2 separate regions of the Homo sapiens genome follow, and region 1 is linked to region 2. The links are chromatin loops, found by intact Hi-C in ENCODE. Cell type or tissue: Panc1. All regions are shown on one strand. Each heading gives the region's core, and the rest is flanking DNA. Links, peaks and the distances in the headings are about the cores only. Region 1 has its middle 35 kb from the start of INTS6L. Region 2 has its middle 15 kb from the start of CT45A1.

Region 1 (8,654 bases), core at 419-8,418, 210 kb after region 2:
TTAATTTTGTTAGAAATGCAGCTTCCTCTGTGGGATGTTAATATTTAGCGTGCCTTGTATAATCCTGTCTGGTGACCCTATTTGGATAACTGAGTTGAGCATAATTTTAGATGAGAAATTGAATAGGGGGTGACTTCCTGACCCAGTACGTGGGATAGCCTTGGGATAAACTTAATTGAAGTATTACTTTGATGGGTTACAGAGACTTCTGAGGTAAGATCAAAGAGACATTTGTATAAGGCCTTGAGGGACCAAATTAGCCATCTCATTGGTTCTAGCAGCCATGACAATAATTAGTCAAGCAGCCTTTCGAAGGTGCTGGTAGGACTTTCCTTATACCTCTAATTGTCTCCCTCAAGGGGAAGTGAAATCACCTTTGACTGACCCCAGATCTGGCTGCTAAGCACTTTGGTTTAGTTGAAGAGAAAATGTTTGGGGAAATGTTAACCATGCACTCTAACCTCTAGGGCAGGGTTCTGCCAACTGCCTGTCACAACCCATTAAGGGTCATGAAATCAATTTAGTGGATCATGAGCAACATTTTTTAACCCAATTTACATGACTCCTTTTATTTCACACACTCATGGACTAGACCATTCTAAAGTAATATGGATTACTAAAGATAGCATTATTTTTATGACATTATTAATTATTATTTCTTGTGTTCTTCGTGTATTTACATGTGTTATAGTTTTTTCCATTTCCTTTTTTTTTTTTTTTTTTTTGAGACAGGGTCTTGCTCTGTTGTCTAGTCTAGAGTTCAGTGGCATGATCACAGCTCACTGCAGCCTCAACCTCCCAGGTTCAAGCAATCCTCCCACCTCAGCCTTCCAAGTAGCTGGGACCATAGGTGTGCTCCTGGTTAATTTTTGTATTTTTTGTAGAGACGGGATTTCACCATGTTGCCCAGGCTGGTCTGTAACTGCCGGGCTCAAGAGATCCACCTGCCTTGGCCTCCCAATGTGCTGGGATTACAGGCGTGAGCCATCACGCTTGGCTTTTTTCTTTTACTGATACATAATGTGTTACATATTTATAGGGTACATGTGACTGTTTGCCACAGGCATAGAACGTGTAATGATCAAGCCAGGGTATTTGGGGTATCCATCACCTTAAGTATTTATCATTTCTATGTGTTTGTATCCATGAGTAACACTTAAAAACAGAGAAGACCAGAGTAGAAAGTATTATGGATCTCATACCTTATAGGCAGGACCAGCTAAATAATTTTTGGGGCTCACCACAAAATAGAAATATGGGGCTCCTTGATTAAAAGGCAGAAAATACTGTTGCTAGAGGGACTCAAATATAAAGCTTTTTTCTTTTTTCTGCAGTCTCTGTCTTGACTTGCCAGCCATATTGGGGATTTTTTTTTTTTTTTTGAGACAGGGTCTCACTCTGTCGCCCAAGCTGGAATGCAGTGGGACAATCACGGCTCACTGCAGCCTTGAACTCCTGAGCTTCAGCGATCCTCCCACCTCAGCCTCCCGAGTAGCTGGGACTACAGGTGCACACCATGCCCAGCTAATTTTTTAATTTTTGTGCAGACATGTTTCACCATGTTTCCCAGGCAGGTCTTGAACTCCAGAACTCAAGGAATCTGCCCACCTCGGTCTCCCCAAGTGCTGGGATTACAAGCGAGACCCACTGCGCCTGACTGCCACAGTGTATTTTTATTTGCTATTTATTCCAACCCTAAGTAAAAAAAAAAAAAAATTAAATTATTAACATAAAATTTACTGTTAATCTTTATTAGGCAAGGCCAGTTCAAAGACACAAATATAAAAGCACTTAACTTACATGCAGAATCACCAAAACTACACAGTTTATATTTTGTAGCTTTTACCAGAACAGTGGAAACACTGCACAAAATGAATTGAAGTGTTTTTGTTTCACTTCCGATACATGCACATACTACACATACTAAAAATAGTCTCTGCCTTTGGTTTACTGGTGAGTAAGGCATGATGAAAGAGAAAGGGTTGATGTATCTTCTCCCTTTTTTTCTATGTCATCATCTTCAGCATAACTGGTTGGCTAATACAGGAAAGTAACACCATAGGATATAATAGGGTTCTTCATATTACTTTTTTTTTTTTTTTTTTTTTTTTTTTTGAGACGGAGTCTTGCTCTGTGGCCCAGGCTGGAGTGCAGTGGTGCGATCTCGGCTCACTGCAAGCTCCACCTCCTGGGTTCACACCATTCTCCTGCCTCAGCCTCCCGAGTAGCTGGGACTACAGGCGCCCGCCACCACGCCTGGCTAATGTTTTGTATTTTTAGTAGAGACAGGGTTTCACTGTGTTAGCCAGAATGGTCTCGATCTCCTGACCTCGTGATCCACCCACCTTGGCCTCCCAAAGTGTTGGGATTACAGGTGTGAACCACTGCGCCTGGCCGGTTTTCATATTTCTTAGAATCCCATTGCATTGAATTCTTTCTGTCTATGAAACAAGATCTTGTTCAAAAGGTAAGCATGACCTCTTTGGTCTGTCACTACCCTACTCCACCCCGCCTTAGTTGTAGAGGGAACACATCTTCTTCTCCCTTTGAGACTTGCTGAACTCCCAAGCACTGCCAGTTCACTGCAGTTGTGTTCTCTGGGGGCATCACAAACACTGTATGTAAATGAGGGAACAAGAAACACACATTTTCCGCATCTACTCTGCTCATGTGCGTGCTCCACTGTTGCATTTGACTTCATTTACAAAACACAAGTTCAAAAATAAAATTATTAAAGATTCCTAGACAGTGGTAGTAGAACACTAAACCAACTATGCGGCTCTTCTGAGCGTGTGGCCCTGTGCTACTATAACAGGCCACAAGCCTAGGAAGCCAGCCCTGAGGATTACGTATTTTTTGTGAAAGTTTTACTTCAGGTGTGTGTGTGGGAGTGTGTGGTATGTGTGTACTGGGGTCATCGTCAAAGTTTGGGAATCCCTGCTTTAGGAGAAGGCCAGGCTTCTCCCATGTCCTCCCCTACTAGGTGTTAGAGCTTTCTCCGGGAAGAGTCAGGTGATTTTAGTTAGAACAGGACTAGGGCTAACCTCTTCAGTGCAGTGCAAGTTCTCTCCATTCTGTGATCTCCCCTGCCCCTGCAACTCATGTGGTTGGTATGACAAGACAGGCCAGGGTGGTCTCCTCTTTATAAGCAGGCTGCCTTGACCTTACCCAAAAAGGAAACCAGGGTGGGCCAAGGAGAAAAAAAAAAAAACATCTGTCTTGTACCTGCTTAGGCTTTACTTCTCATCTAAGCTCATTTAAGCTCAAGGGGAAAAAAGGGTCCTTTCACCTCACACACAGCAGGCCAGTTTACCAAGGTAAGTAACTATTAGGTTGGTGCAAAAGTGATTTTGCTATTACTTTTAATGGCAAAAACCGTGATCACTTTTGCACCAACCTAATACTTTAAGCGATTCAGCAATAAGTAGGCTCTTTCCTGAGGCGTCTTTGTGATTATATCCTACCCTTGGGAATCTGTTGGAGTATGGGCAGCAAGATGGGCTTCAAGGATCCAGAGAAACTTAGCCATACCTGCCTTTTTCACTATTAACATAATAAGCCTTGATATCAGTTTTACTTTTTACATTGTAAACGTTCTATTAGTTCCACAGAGAATTCAAAAGTTAAAGAAAATTATACGGAAGAAAAGTAAAATTGCCTGTTATGTAAAATTCCATCATAAACACTGTGAACATATTTTGTATGTTTTTTTCCACTAATTTTTCTATGTGTATACATTACAATTAAACACAATGGATGATATTGTCTATAGAAGTTTAATCTCATTTATTTCACTTAGCATTACATTACGAGATTGTTTCTTTCTCCTAGACAGTGCTGCACATGCACAGAAAACTTTCTGTCTGTCTCTCCTGCATACTTAAGATGCATTGATATCATTGGTTAAGGTAAAGTTAAATCAGTTGTTTCTTGTAACTAGAAAACATTTTTATTTCCCTATTAGTTTCCCTCTCAGAGGAGATCCTTATTCCAAATTTACTCTTTGTTCCAGTAATTTGCACTCTCTGCCACAAGGTAATAAGAAAAGAGTGAAGATATTTTCTTGTAGCTAGAACCAGACTTCTACACCAAGTTCAACTCTTTATCAAAATAATATTTACCTTTGTTACATCTAAGTAACAAAACTTTGAATGTGATATCCATTATATTTGTTAATCAAATACAGAACCTCAATTACGTGCATCTTTTTTTTTTTTCTAAATAACGTGGCAGCCCTTTGTCCCTTCTTGCCTTTAAAACCCGACCTACACAGCAAGACTTTTTCTCTCCTGATGCTTACCTGAAGTTACCCTGGGTTCTAAAATGTGTGCCGTTTTGCTCCAGTGTCTGGCTTCCTGCTTCCTATCCTTGATAGGGAGCCTTCTCTCCTTTTCTATGTGTATATGTTACAATTAAACACAATGGATCATATTGTCTATAGAAGTTTAATCTGGTTTATTTCACTTAGCATTATATTACGAGAGCCGTCCACTCTCCAATAGTGTTTTAGGGACAGTATTTTATTGATGAAAATAGAACTGTGGTTTAAAAACATTAAATAGTTAAATTACCATAGTAATTATAAAAAGTAATTACTCCTTTTCCCCAGAATATAATTTTAAAAACACATTCATGCAGAATCAAAACAGAGGTTTCGAAACAGATACAGTAGAGATCCTTCTGGGAATCAAATCAGCAGATTCCCAGCCTTCCCACATTGCCTGATCCCATGGTTCTTGAACTGAACCTCCTCCCCTAATCCTCGTCTTTCTTCACTTCTAAGAATCACTACCTGTTTTCGTCGTGAGAGTTAACACTAGTCAGGGAGGGATGGTTAGGCCCTGGTGATCTTCCATTACATCCAAACAAGGAAAGATCATTTAGAGAGAATTTCTAAGGAAATACCTCTGTCCATGACCTTATCTTAAGTACATTCTACAAGAGATAAAAAATGACGATGGCAACAAGCCAAGAATCCATAGCTCTCATTATCTTGAGTTTGCAGGGTATGAAAATCACAGAATGTCAAACTCTGGAAATCATCCCATCCTTCATTTTGCAGATGCAGAAAAATATCCAGAAAGTAAAGGACTGATTTGAAAGTCACATATCTTGTCAGTGGCAGATCTGGGGCTAAAAGCTCAAATTACTAGATTCTGATTTCAGCACTTTCAGCTCTGCCAAACTATCTAAAACTGGGAATTGCATTACTTGTAGAATGATTTTAGGCTCTAATGAGCAGCAGCTTGCTGAATGGCAGAACAGCCAAAGGAGACTACTGCCACTTGCTGGTAGCATATGTAAATTGTTGAGACTGTTGCAAAAAGGAAATGCATTCATTCATTTATTCATTTAATTCCACAAATATTTACTATCAGCCTGGCATGTGCAAGCAATATGCTGGGTGCTATGGGGATGGCGGTGGAGTCCCACTCTCATGGGCCTGACATTTTAGTACGGAAGTCACAAAAAACAAACAAAAAATTACTTAGTAAAAAAGTGCAAGTGCCTTGAGAGCAGTATAGACACAACCATGTGGGAGTTCAGGGAAAGGACAGTTTCATGCTTTCTCACAGGGATCTGGGAAGAAGGGGGTATGGAGAAAAGATTGGTGAATTTGGCTTCAAAGGACAAATAGTTTAAGATTCGTTGAAATGGTGATAAGGCAGAGCACTCAATCCTAGATCTGGCTAAGCATTTAAAGCCTGAACTCTTAATTAAAAAAAAAAAAATAGGTGTATATCCATGGCACGCGTTTACCTATGTAACAAGCCGGTGCATCCTGCACATGTATCCTGGAACATAAAATAAAATAAAATAAAATAAAATAAAATAAAATAAAATAAAATAATAATTTAAAGATAAGGCCAGGCTCAGTGGCTCACGCCTATAATTCCAGCACTTTGGGAGGCCGAGGCAGGTGGATCACCTGAGGTCAGGAGTTCAAGACTAGCTTGGTCAACATGGCAAAACCCCTTCTGTACTAAAAGTAAAAAAATTAGCTGGGCATGGTGGCGGGTGCCTGTAATCCCCGCTACTTGGGAGGCTGAGGCAGGAGAATCACTTGAACCCGGGAGGTGGAGGTTGCAGTGCGCCCAGATTTTGCCATTGCATGCCAGCCTGGGCAACAAGAGTGAAACTCCGTCTCCAAAACAAACAAACAAACAAACAAACAAATCAAAAAAAAGATTAAAAAAAAGAAATAAAATCTTCTAATGAGAAAAAAGTTGTATATATTTATGGGGTACATGTGACATTTTGATACAGGCATACAGTGTGTACTAATCACATCAAAGTAATTGGGGCATCCATCACCTCAAGGATTTATCATTTCTTTGTGTTGGGAACATTCCAGTTCCACTCTTAGTTATTTAAAAATATACAATAAATTATTGTTGGCTGTAGTCACTCTGCTGTGCTACCAAATGCTAGATCTTATTCATTATATCTATGTTTTTGGACCCATTAACCATCCCCACTCTAAAACCTGAACTCTTAAACATTATGCTGTACAGGCCTTTTGATTGGGTTGAGATTTACAATTGGAAAATAGCATAGGGCCCTGAATGCCACACTAAATGATTTGGATTTATTCTGTAGGTAGCCAAGGATGGTTTTAAAGAGAGTCATCTCATCAGAACTGTACTCTTGTACCAAAAGCGCTAAGCATTTGGATTAGGGCTTGAGAGCAGATCAAAGACGACAGTACAGAGGAGTGGGTTCCATCAGAAGCTCTGATGGCTGGTAATTATTCTGCAGCTTTTTTCTTCACAGGGTCTTACTATGTTGCCCAGGCTGGTCTTGAACTCCTGGGCTCAAGCAATCCTCCTTCCTCGGCGTCCCAAAGTGCTGGGATTACAGGCATGAGCCACCGCACCTGGTCAATTATTCTGCAGCTTTAATTGCTCAGAGCCTTTTGCTAAGCTCCACTCTGCTACACTTGTCTGGTCACATTAAGAGCTGCCAAATCTATTTCCTGAGTTACAGAGTAGATCAGGACTTTCTCAGAAGTCAGCTTTTATTCAAACAGTTTTATTATATATAAAAATATTTATACATATATAAAAATAGATATATAAAGTATATATGTATTTTATATGTGTATATATGTACATATATAAAGTACATATATAAAAATATATTGTTTTCTTGGAGAAAAGTTTTACCTTTTTTCTAACTTAATATCATTTACTGATTCCAAAATTTTCTAACATTACAGAACTATTTTTTTAAACAAATGATTCATACTGTTTTTAGTTTGCTTTATTAAATGACTTATACAGCACAAATTGTCTTTGCGTATCAGTACATGTAGATCCACCTAATTTTTTAAAATGCACCTTTGTGTATTTTTCTCAGTTCCTCTAAGGATAGACATATGAGTTCTTTTCATTTTTTTTCTATTATAAGCAATGATGCAATAAATATATTTATACATAAATCTTTGCACATTTGTGGAGATGTTTCTACAGGAAAAATGTCTGGCACTATAAATGTTGCATCACTGGGTCTTATGAGTCGTCTTTTACCAGATACCACCAAATTGACAGATACTACCAAATTGCCCTTTGAAAATATCATACCAATTTATACTTTCAGCCAGAGTGTGCTGGCTTGTTCACACCCTCTTTAATACTATCAAACTTTTACACTTTTCATACTAGGATAGACAAAAAAAGGATATCTTATTTTTCCAATAATCAATATACATTAAGCATCCATATTTGGGGTGAATTAGGAAGCTAATGCTAATTGGCCTCTCTCATTCTTCCATATAACCTGCATATATTCTCAAAAGGTTTTTAGGGTCATTTTTCAGGGCCTGGCATGTTAGACACTCATTCTGGGAACACACACCAGATGTACGTTTGGTATATAACTTCATAGAGTTTGTATATAGGAAATATAGATAGAGCTGGATAATGGATGTGACTTAAGTTGCACGACAACCTAATTCAAGGAAATAGCTGAATCGCCCATCAAAGGATACAAATGAAGAAAATCTTCATCTGATAAGAAAGACCTACAGAGCATAGTAGATCTGTCCTGGATCTGTCACTTGGCTGTTTGTCTTGTTTCATTCGCAACATATACAAACCACATTTTCCAAATGGTGACATCATCGATAATACAGTGGCTCAAAGTAATGTAATCGTTTCGCCAGATGACAGTATTGTTGGCTCAATACACTAAACAGGTGATGGCATAGTTTCCAGTCAGGGAAAACAACTGTAACAAAAGCATCTAAGCCCAAATATTTGAGTAGTTGCCTCTGTCAACACAATAGCTAACAGACTGACTTAGCACAAATAATCATGAATTGACTTAGTCTGTTTGGGCTGCTATAATAAAATATTAGGTTGGTGCAAATGTAATTGTGGTTTTTGCATTGTTGGAAATTGCGGTTTAATATTGGAATACATTCTTAAATAATATGGTTATGTTAGACATCATTTTAATGGGCCCTCGGTTTATTTTTATTATTTATTTATTTATTTTTGCTAATGTCTTATTACTTGCTGTTTATTTTAGGCTATAGAAATGATGTTACACAAAAAGCAAATTTGAGCGATTTTCTCATTCGAGTTCAAAATGGGTTGTAAAGCAACAGAGGCAACTCACAACACCAAAAATACATTTGGCCCAGGAACTGT
Region 2 (8,654 bases), core at 215-8,214:
CTTCTGTAACTTTCTCTGTTCTGGCGGGGAACGCTTCTACCTATTCGAGAATGGTGTCTACAAAAACTAAAAGGTATTTAAAAACTCGAAAGGAGGGCCTTTGGGTGCAGTCAATTTGCCAGTCCTCACCACGATAGTTCTTTGCCACTGGACTGAGGTTAATAAAGGAGGAGACCCTTGTTTTGTTTGCCTCGTGGTAATTTTGAGACCAAAGTTCACAGGCCTGAGTGACCTTTTTATTGTGGTTGCCAGGCCTTTACCTGTAAACACATGGTCCATGCACGTGGTCATAGCATCCTGCCCCATATGGAGGGAATTGTGCAAATTTTTATCAATTTTTCATGGGTGGGACTAGCAAGAGTTTAAACCTATGAGCCTCCAACCCTCAGGATTTAGGGTCTTCTGATTTTCTTTAGCCTATGCTTGTTTTCTATCCTATAGGATAGATTTATAAGAAAAGAATGGGGCCGTGCACGGTCGCTCACATCCGTATGAAATTCACCACTTTGGGAGGCTGAAGTTGGTGGATCACTTGAGGTCAGAGGTTCAAGACCAGCCTGACCAACATGGTGAAACCCCGTCTTTACTGAAAATACAAAAATTAGACAGGTGTGGTAGCATGTGCCTGTAATCCCAGATACTTGGGAGTCTGAGGCAGGAGAACTGCTTGAGCGAGAGAGGTGCAGATTGCAGTGAGCTGAGATCGCACCACTGCACTCCATCCTAAGCAACAGAGCAAAACTCCATCTCAAAAAAAATAAAAAATAAGAAATAAAGAGAATGAGCTGAGAAGAATAGGGTCCTAGCTTCCCTGCTAGCCCTTGCATTGCCCAGTGCAACTGAGGAGTTTCCTTTTTGATGTTCTTGACAGTGAATGACTGCCATTTGATTAGGATCATGCACAGCCCCGTAAATCTGCAGTGTTTCCTTTGCATGTTTAATGGGGGAATTCCGTGCATTTAGAAGACCCCGCTTTTTTCAGATACCTGCATGTGGTTGAAGCACAAAGAAGGCGTTCTTGGAGTCAGCATATATGTTAAGTGCCTTTCCCTGACCTAGATCCAGGGCCTTAGGGAGAGGAACCAGGATTCAGGGTGAGGGCGATTAGCCCTGCTTTTTGTGCTGAGGTATTAGGTGGCAGTGTTTGGGCATCTATTGTTTGGTATAGACTTACCACAGTACATCCTACCCTTATTTTTCCATTTTTTAGAAAACTACTTCCATCAGAATGTAGAAAACTATATTCATCATCAGGATTCTTGAGAGATGTATCTCTTAGATCTCTTCTACCTAAGTAGATCTGCTCTATGGTTTTAATACAGGAATGAGTTAGGTTCTCCGAGGAATTGACTGGCATGAGCAGAGCTGGATTAAGGGTGTCACAAGTTTTTATAGTAACCTTGGGGCAGTCTAAGAGGAGAGCCTGATGTTTGGTGAGTCTTCCTCTCGAGAGAGATCTAGGAATCAGGGTTCTACAGAACCCATACATTCAAAAAAAGTTCTGTGTTGTCTCTTGGTTTGGGAACTAGGCAATCTAGTATGGCTTGTTTTCTTTTTCCTGATAGCTGCCTTATTCCCGCGGTTATAATGTACCCTAAGTAAGTTACTCCCTGTTTGCTTAATTGTGCCCTTTTATTTGAAAACTTATATCTACTTGCTCCAAGGGAATTTAAGACTGTGATGGTATTCTTGTCAGATGTTTCCTTGGTAGGGCTACATATCAAGATGTTATCTACATAGTGTAGGACACCACATTCCCTAAGTGGTAACTCTCAGAGATCTTTGTCTAGGGCTAGTGAAAACAGGTGAGGGCTATCTTGAAAGCCCAGGCACTATAACACCCAGGTGTACTGGTGGGTGTTCCCTGTATTTGGATCTGTCTTTTCAAAGGCAAATAGAAACTGAAAGGACAGGTGCACTGGGATTAAAAACACGACATCTTTAAGGCCTAGTACACTAAACCATTGGCAATGTCCCAGAATTTGGGTTAATAAGATATAACGGTTCTCTACCAAGTGAGGAAGAGAGTTCCTGCCTCGTTTATGATTCTCAAGTGTTGTGCCAGTTGATATTCCCCATTTGGTTTTATGACTGGTCAGCGTAGGAGTATTAAGGACACTAGTAAACAATGCTGTAAGAATCTAGAAATTAAGGGCTTCAATACCTTTTTTGCTTCTAATATTAGGGGATATTGCTTTTATTTGGGGTACTTATTGGGGTCCTGTAGTTTAATGACCACAGGTTGAGCCCAAAGGGCTCTTCTGAGCACGCTGTTGTTCCAGATGCTGGATTTACATGTTCTAAGATTGACAGACATAGGGAGGTGATCTGCTGGCCCTTCAACGAGGACCATTTGGGAGGGGCTGGTGCCTTCGAGTGGTATGATGGCACCCATGTTAGTTAATAAATCTCTGCCTAAGAGCAGGGTAGGACACTCAGAAATTAGCAAGAAAGAGTGTGGCATAAACTGATGTGTATGTGAGTAAGGAAGTAAAATAGTAAGAATGGGGTTGATTATTGACCCCAGTTATGGTACAACTTTTGGAAGTAAGTGGCCCAACATGAGAAGTTAATACACAGTAGGAGGCCCCTTTATCCATTAAAAAATCAATATTCTTACCTGCCACATCAAGGGTCAGCTAGAGTTCCAGATTGGTGACTGGAATGTTCTTTTCAGTGGGGGCCGTCTGGAACCCTGGGCCTCCTTAGTCTTGAGTTAGTGCCATCTCAAGGGAGGATGTCCGCTTTCCCCTTCAGGACTGAGGAAAATCCATTCCCCAGTGGCTATCTTGTTTACAGACTGGGCGTGGCCCAGGGGCAGCTGTGTGCACTTTCTGGCCTGGTGCTCCGATTGCTTGCATTGAAAGCAGGCTCCTTGATAGCTGTTACCCTGTTGGCGACCAGTTTCCAAGCTTCAAGTTTCCTGGGGGTGATTTCGAGGTGGCAGGACACTACTAACAGAAAGAGCTATCATTTTAGCCTGAGCCTTATCTCACCTGTTCTTGCACTGGACTCTGCCTTCCTCCTCATTCAGATTCCTATTATGAAATACTCCAAAATCCATTTCTGTTAGTTGAGACATAAGTGTTTCTGGCCCTAATTGTAATTTCTGTGGTTTTCTCCTGATATCTGGGGTAGACTGGCTAATAAAGTTTTGTCCTGGTGACAATCCCTGTGTGACTACTTTGACTTTCTCATAGTTAACAGGTTTTTTTTTTTTAATGCATAGTCTGATCCCTGCCAGGAGGCATTGGACCATGTAGGTCATCCCTATTCTTTATTCTTCCAGACCTGTTGTAATTCCAACCTGGGTCATAGGAGAGATCAGCAATAGCTGTCACTTCATGGGTGGCAGGCCAGTCAGCTGCCCTGCTATTTATGTATCCCTGACTGGCTAATCAGATTCTCTGTTGTTCCTGTGGAGTACAGCAAGGGAAAGGACAGCTTGTATACCTTTCCAAGTTAAGTCAAAGGCCAAAGTTAGAGCCTGGGCTGCATTGGTAAATGCATTGGGTTCCTCTGAGAACAGTCTGAGGTTTTGCTTGCACTGGATTAGATCATTTATTGAGAATGGAACATGTATTCTAATGGTCCCTTCTGCATTTGGACTTCTGGTAAAGGGAGCAGTTTCACTGGTCCTGGATGGTATGAAGTCCCACTATGAGTTATTCCAGGTTGGCCAGTCCCTACTTACAAGGCAAAGGAGAGTAAAGAGAAGCATATGCAGGAGTTGAAATGGGATTATATTCTACAGAAGACTCTGATAGGGTAGGGTGTGCTGGGGACTCAGAAGTAGATATGGGCCCCTGAGAGCCCCTTTATGGAGCTGGTGTTGGGCTGTGGGCCCTGAGAGCCCTTCCCCTTAATAGAAGATAATTTTCTAGTGCATCTGTGTGGTTTTCTGTCTTACTGGGTTTAACCCACAGGTGCTGCATAGAGCTGGGTTCTGTTGTAAGGCTATAAAGGCCTGCACATAGGGAACATCAGACCACATTCCCTGATTTGTACAGAAAAGATCTAGCCGTAAGATGGTGTTAAAGTTCATATTTCTTTCTCCAGCCATTTTTCATTGTTAGCTGAATTGTATCCAGGTCAAACAGTGTTACAAAACAAGGTAAGTTTTTTTTTCTTCTTTAGCTCATCTAACCAAATGGTATTCCGGTTTTTAAAATATACATCCCAGGGTTGTTTTAGTGAGAGTAGAAGAGATGGGTCCCATGGAGCCAAGAGAATCCTGCAATGACAGACACATATGCCGAAGTCCAGGAGGTTGTGGGTGTTCCCATGAGCTAACCTAGACCATGAAGTGGTACAGGGCACTCGCTTGAATCTGCATGAGATTGAGGCCCTAGGAGGTCACCGGTGTTTGCCATGCACCATCCTAGATCTCACCAGTACTGGACGTCTCCAGGCTCAACCGAGGTGGCCCCTGCTGCCAGCTGGGGGCCCAGATGTCTCACTGACAAGACTCTCCCTACCTCACCTAGAATACCTGGATGCATTCCCTGTGACCGGACATCTACATGACTGCACATCTTTTTTTTTCTGGATAGAATGTTTGCTGAAGGACATGTGAAGGATTATGAAAATGAATAAAGCCTGGAAAGATAGGGACTCTTAATGTGCCCTAAACAGAAAGTTTTGTCAACAGAAATCCAGAGTAGAAAATAGATCACAATAGCCACTAAGTGGCAGTCAAGTATTGCCAGAGGGGCAACAAACATGCTGAGTCTGAAATGTGGCCAAAAGGATGTGACACTAAGCAGCAAAATAGCCTGAGTACTGAATATTGAGAGCAACCCACATGCATAGTATAATTATGAATAGAGCAGAAGTTGCAGCCAAAAGGAGAGCAGCACATATATTCACATAAAGAATATAGGTGACTTAAAAACTTTTTTCCCCAGAATTTCATTGAAACAGCACATTACCATGCCAGCTGAGCTGCCCATCCTAAACAGGGTGTTTTCTGACCCCCCAAATCTTAGTGATGGGTAGGTACAGAAGCACCCCATTATCAAATTGAAGGGATACATAAAGATCACACTCAGGTCCTGGAGCGATAAGTACTTTGTAAGAGAAAGTGGCCCAAAACTCATGGCTTCGACTCTTGCTATATTTAGCTTCTCTCTCTTTCTTTGGAAGAATTCTGAGATGGTCCCCATGACTTTTACCCTCTGGTGTTAGTCTCATGATTACATTACAGGAAAAAATAATTTTGCAGATGTAATTATGCTCACTAGTCACTTGATCTTACGATAAGGAGATTCTCCAAGTGGGTCTGACTTACACACATGAGCCCTTTAAAAGCAGAGCATTCAATATCATTGATCACTAGAGAAACACAAATTGCAAATCAAAACCACAATGAGATACCATCTCACAACAGTCAAAATGGCTATTATTAAAAAGTCAAGAAATAACAGATGCTGGTGAGGTTGTGGAGAAAAGCGAACACTTTATACACTGTTGGTGGGAGCATAAATTATTAGGTTGGTGCAAAAGTAATTGCAGTTTTGCCATTACGTTTAATGGCAAAAATAGCAATTACTTTTGCACCAACCTAATAGTTCAACCACTGTGGAAAGCAGCATAGTGATTCCTCAAAGAGCTGAAAGCAGAACTAACATTTGACCCAGCAATGCCATTACTGTGTATATACCCTAAGGAATGTAAACCATTCTAACATAAAGATATATGCATGCAAATGTTCACTGCAACACTATTACAATAGCAAAGACATGGAATCAACCTAAGTGCTCATCAATGGCAGACTGAATAAAGAAAATGTGGTACATATACACCATGGAATACTATGCAGCCATAAAAAAGAATGAGATTTTGTCTTTTGCAGAAACATGGATGAAGCTGAAGGCTGTTATCCTTAGCAAACTAACACAGGAACAAAAAAATAAATACTGCATGTTCTCACTCATGAGTGGGAGCTAAATGATGAGAACACATGGACACAAATATGGGAGCAACAGACACTGGAATCTACCTGGGGATGGAGGGTGAGAGGAGGGAAAGTATCAGGAAAAATAACTGATGGGTACTAGGCTTAACACCTGGGTGATGAAATAATCTGTACAACAAACTCCTGTGACACAAATTTACCTGTGTAACAAACCTGTACTTGTACCCTAGAACTTAAAATAAAAGTTAAAAAGAAGTCTGGCACTAATCCAATCAAATTCCCTCACTTTCCTGATGAGGAAGTATGAATTGTCAAGGTCCTTTGAGTGATCAGGGGCAGGACCAGAGTTAAATGTGAGCTCACGTGAAGCTCAGCATTTTTTTACCACATACTACCTTCTACATGTTCGTGTATCCTGTGATTTTAATGCAAATAGCAATGTGTTTGGATTAAAATCTCAAACATCAAAAGAGAAAGAAAGATGAGGAAGTTATATTGATATCAGATAAAGGTGACCAATAAAATGCATTATTTGAGCATAAATAGTCCCTATGTAATGGTCAAAATTCATTTCTCCAGAAACATTTAACAATTGTACAGGTGTATGCAGTTAATAAAATAGTCTCGAAAATATATAAAGCAATAATAAGAACTATTGAGAGAAATTGAAAAATCCACCATTATTGTGGAAGATTTTAAACGTAATTATCTCAATTAATGTTAAGTTGAACAGAAAAAAATAATAAACACATAAATGTGAACAATACAATAAACAAAGTTAACTTGTGGCCATTTATAGAAACCTGTAACCAACAATCGGAATATAAACTATTCTCAAGCATACATGGAAAAACAGGCCATGGTCTCAACAATGTTCAAATACCTAGTTTCATACATACTCTTTAAACAAAACGAAATTGAACTAGAAGTGAATAGCAACAACAACAAAATGTATTCAGAAATTTTAAAAGTCTTCTAATAAGTACTTAGGTATGAATGATAAGGAATATATTGCATATGAAAACTTTCTGGATGCAGTGAAACTGGTCCTTAGAGGAAATACATAGTCTTACGTGCTTATATTAGAAAAGGAAAAAAAGCCTGAAAATTGAGCTCTGTCTAACATAAGAAACTGGATGAAGAACAGTAGAATATACCCAAAGAAAGTAGAAAGAAGGTGCTAATAAACATGAAGCAGAAATTAATGAAATAGAAAAGAAATTGCAATAGAGAAAATAAACAAATCCAAAAGTCGGTCCTTTGAAAACTAATAGCATAGACAAACCTTTAGGAAGATTGATCAAGAAAAAAATAATGAACAAATACGTAACATTAGGAATGAAAAATGACATAACTATGGATGCAGCAAAAATTCTAAAAAGGGAAGGGAAACTCCTATGAACAACTTTATATTAAATTCAAAAACTTAAATGAAATACACATTTACTTCTCAAAAGAAGACATACATGCGGCCAAGAAACATATGAATAAAAGCTCAACATTACTGAACATTAGAGAAATGCAAATCAAAACCACAATAAGATACCATCTCATGCCAGTCAGAGGCTGAGGAAGGAGAATCACTTGAACCTGGGAGGTGGAGGTTGCAGTGAGCCGAGATTGCTCCACTGTACTCTGGGCTGCGCGACAGGAGCAAAAGAAAAAAAGACAAAAAACAACAGATACTGGTGAGGTTGCAGAGAAAAAGGACTGCTTTTACACTGTTGGTGGGAGTGTAAATTACTTCAACCATTGTGGAAGACAGTGTGGTGATTCCTCAAAGATCAAGAGGCAGAAATACCATTTGACCCAGCAATCCCATTACTAGGTATATACCCAAAGGAATATAAAGCATTCAGTATGTTCATTGCAGCACTACTTACAACAGCAAAGACATGGAATCAACCTAAATGCCCATCAATAATAGACTGGATAAAGAAAATGTGGTACATATACACCATGAAATACAATGCAACCATAAAAAGGAATGAGATCATGTCCTTTGGAGGGGTATGGATGGAGTTGGAAGCCGTTATCTTCAGCAAACTAACACAGGAACAGAAAACCAAGCAGCGCATATGCTCACTTACTAGTGGGAGCCAAATGATGAGAACACAAGGACACGTTGGGGGGTGGGGGAACAACACACACTGGGGCCTGTCAGAAGGAGTGTGGGGGAAGGGAGAGCATCAGGAAGAATAGCTAACTGACACTGTGCTTAATACCTAGGTAATGGAATGCTCTGTGCAGCAAACCGCCAAGGCACACGTTTACCTATGTAACAAACCTGCACATCCACATCCTGCACATGTACCCCTGAACATAAAATAAAAGCTGAGGCCAGGCACGGTGGATCAAGCCTGTAATCCTAGCACTTTGGGAGGCTGAGGTGAGTGGATTACCTGACGTCAGGAGTTCAAGAGCAGCCTGGCCAACATGGTGAAACTTCGTCTCTACTAAAAATACAAAAAATTAGCCGGGTGCAGTGGCGTGCGCCAGTAATCCCAGCTACTCGGGAGGCTGAGGCAGGAGAATTGCTGGAACCGGGGAGGTGGAGGTTGCGGTGAGCCGAGATCGCGCCACTGCACTCCAGCCTGGACTACACAGCAAGGTGTCGTCTCAAAAAATAAATAAATAAATAAATAAATAAATAAATAAATAAATAAATAAATAAGTTGAGGGCAGCAGCAGCATTGTGCGGGCACCAGCAGTGGGGCCAAGGAGGAGCAGGACGCAC

Evidence for each region. A loop is a pair of places that touch in the nucleus more often than their neighbours do. Peaks named below come from ENCODE experiments on the same cell type or tissue, not always from the same donor. Only the 100,000 strongest peaks of a DNase experiment are listed, where the experiment ranks them.
Region 1: a loop joins it to region 2, with 4 times the contacts of the local background. A loop is called at or near these places in 11 of 110 quality-filtered maps.

Annotation. Positions count from the first base shown.
Region 1 is chrX:135,481,455-135,490,108 of GRCh38, reverse strand. No RefSeq gene overlaps it. Among named protein-coding and RNA genes, the nearest start is that of INTS6L, 35 kb to the left of the region's middle. RefSeq lists an enhancer at 503-552. In Panc1, for the core only: CTCF peaks have their summits at 5,081 and 5,284; a DNase peak (open chromatin) is centred at 5,268.
Region 2 is chrX:135,693,870-135,702,523 of GRCh38, reverse strand. No RefSeq gene overlaps it. Among named protein-coding and RNA genes, the nearest start is that of CT45A1, 15 kb to the left of the region's middle. In Panc1, for the core only: a CTCF peak has its summit at 4,756; no DNase peak of the experiment used is centred there; H3K27me3 peaks cover 894 bases.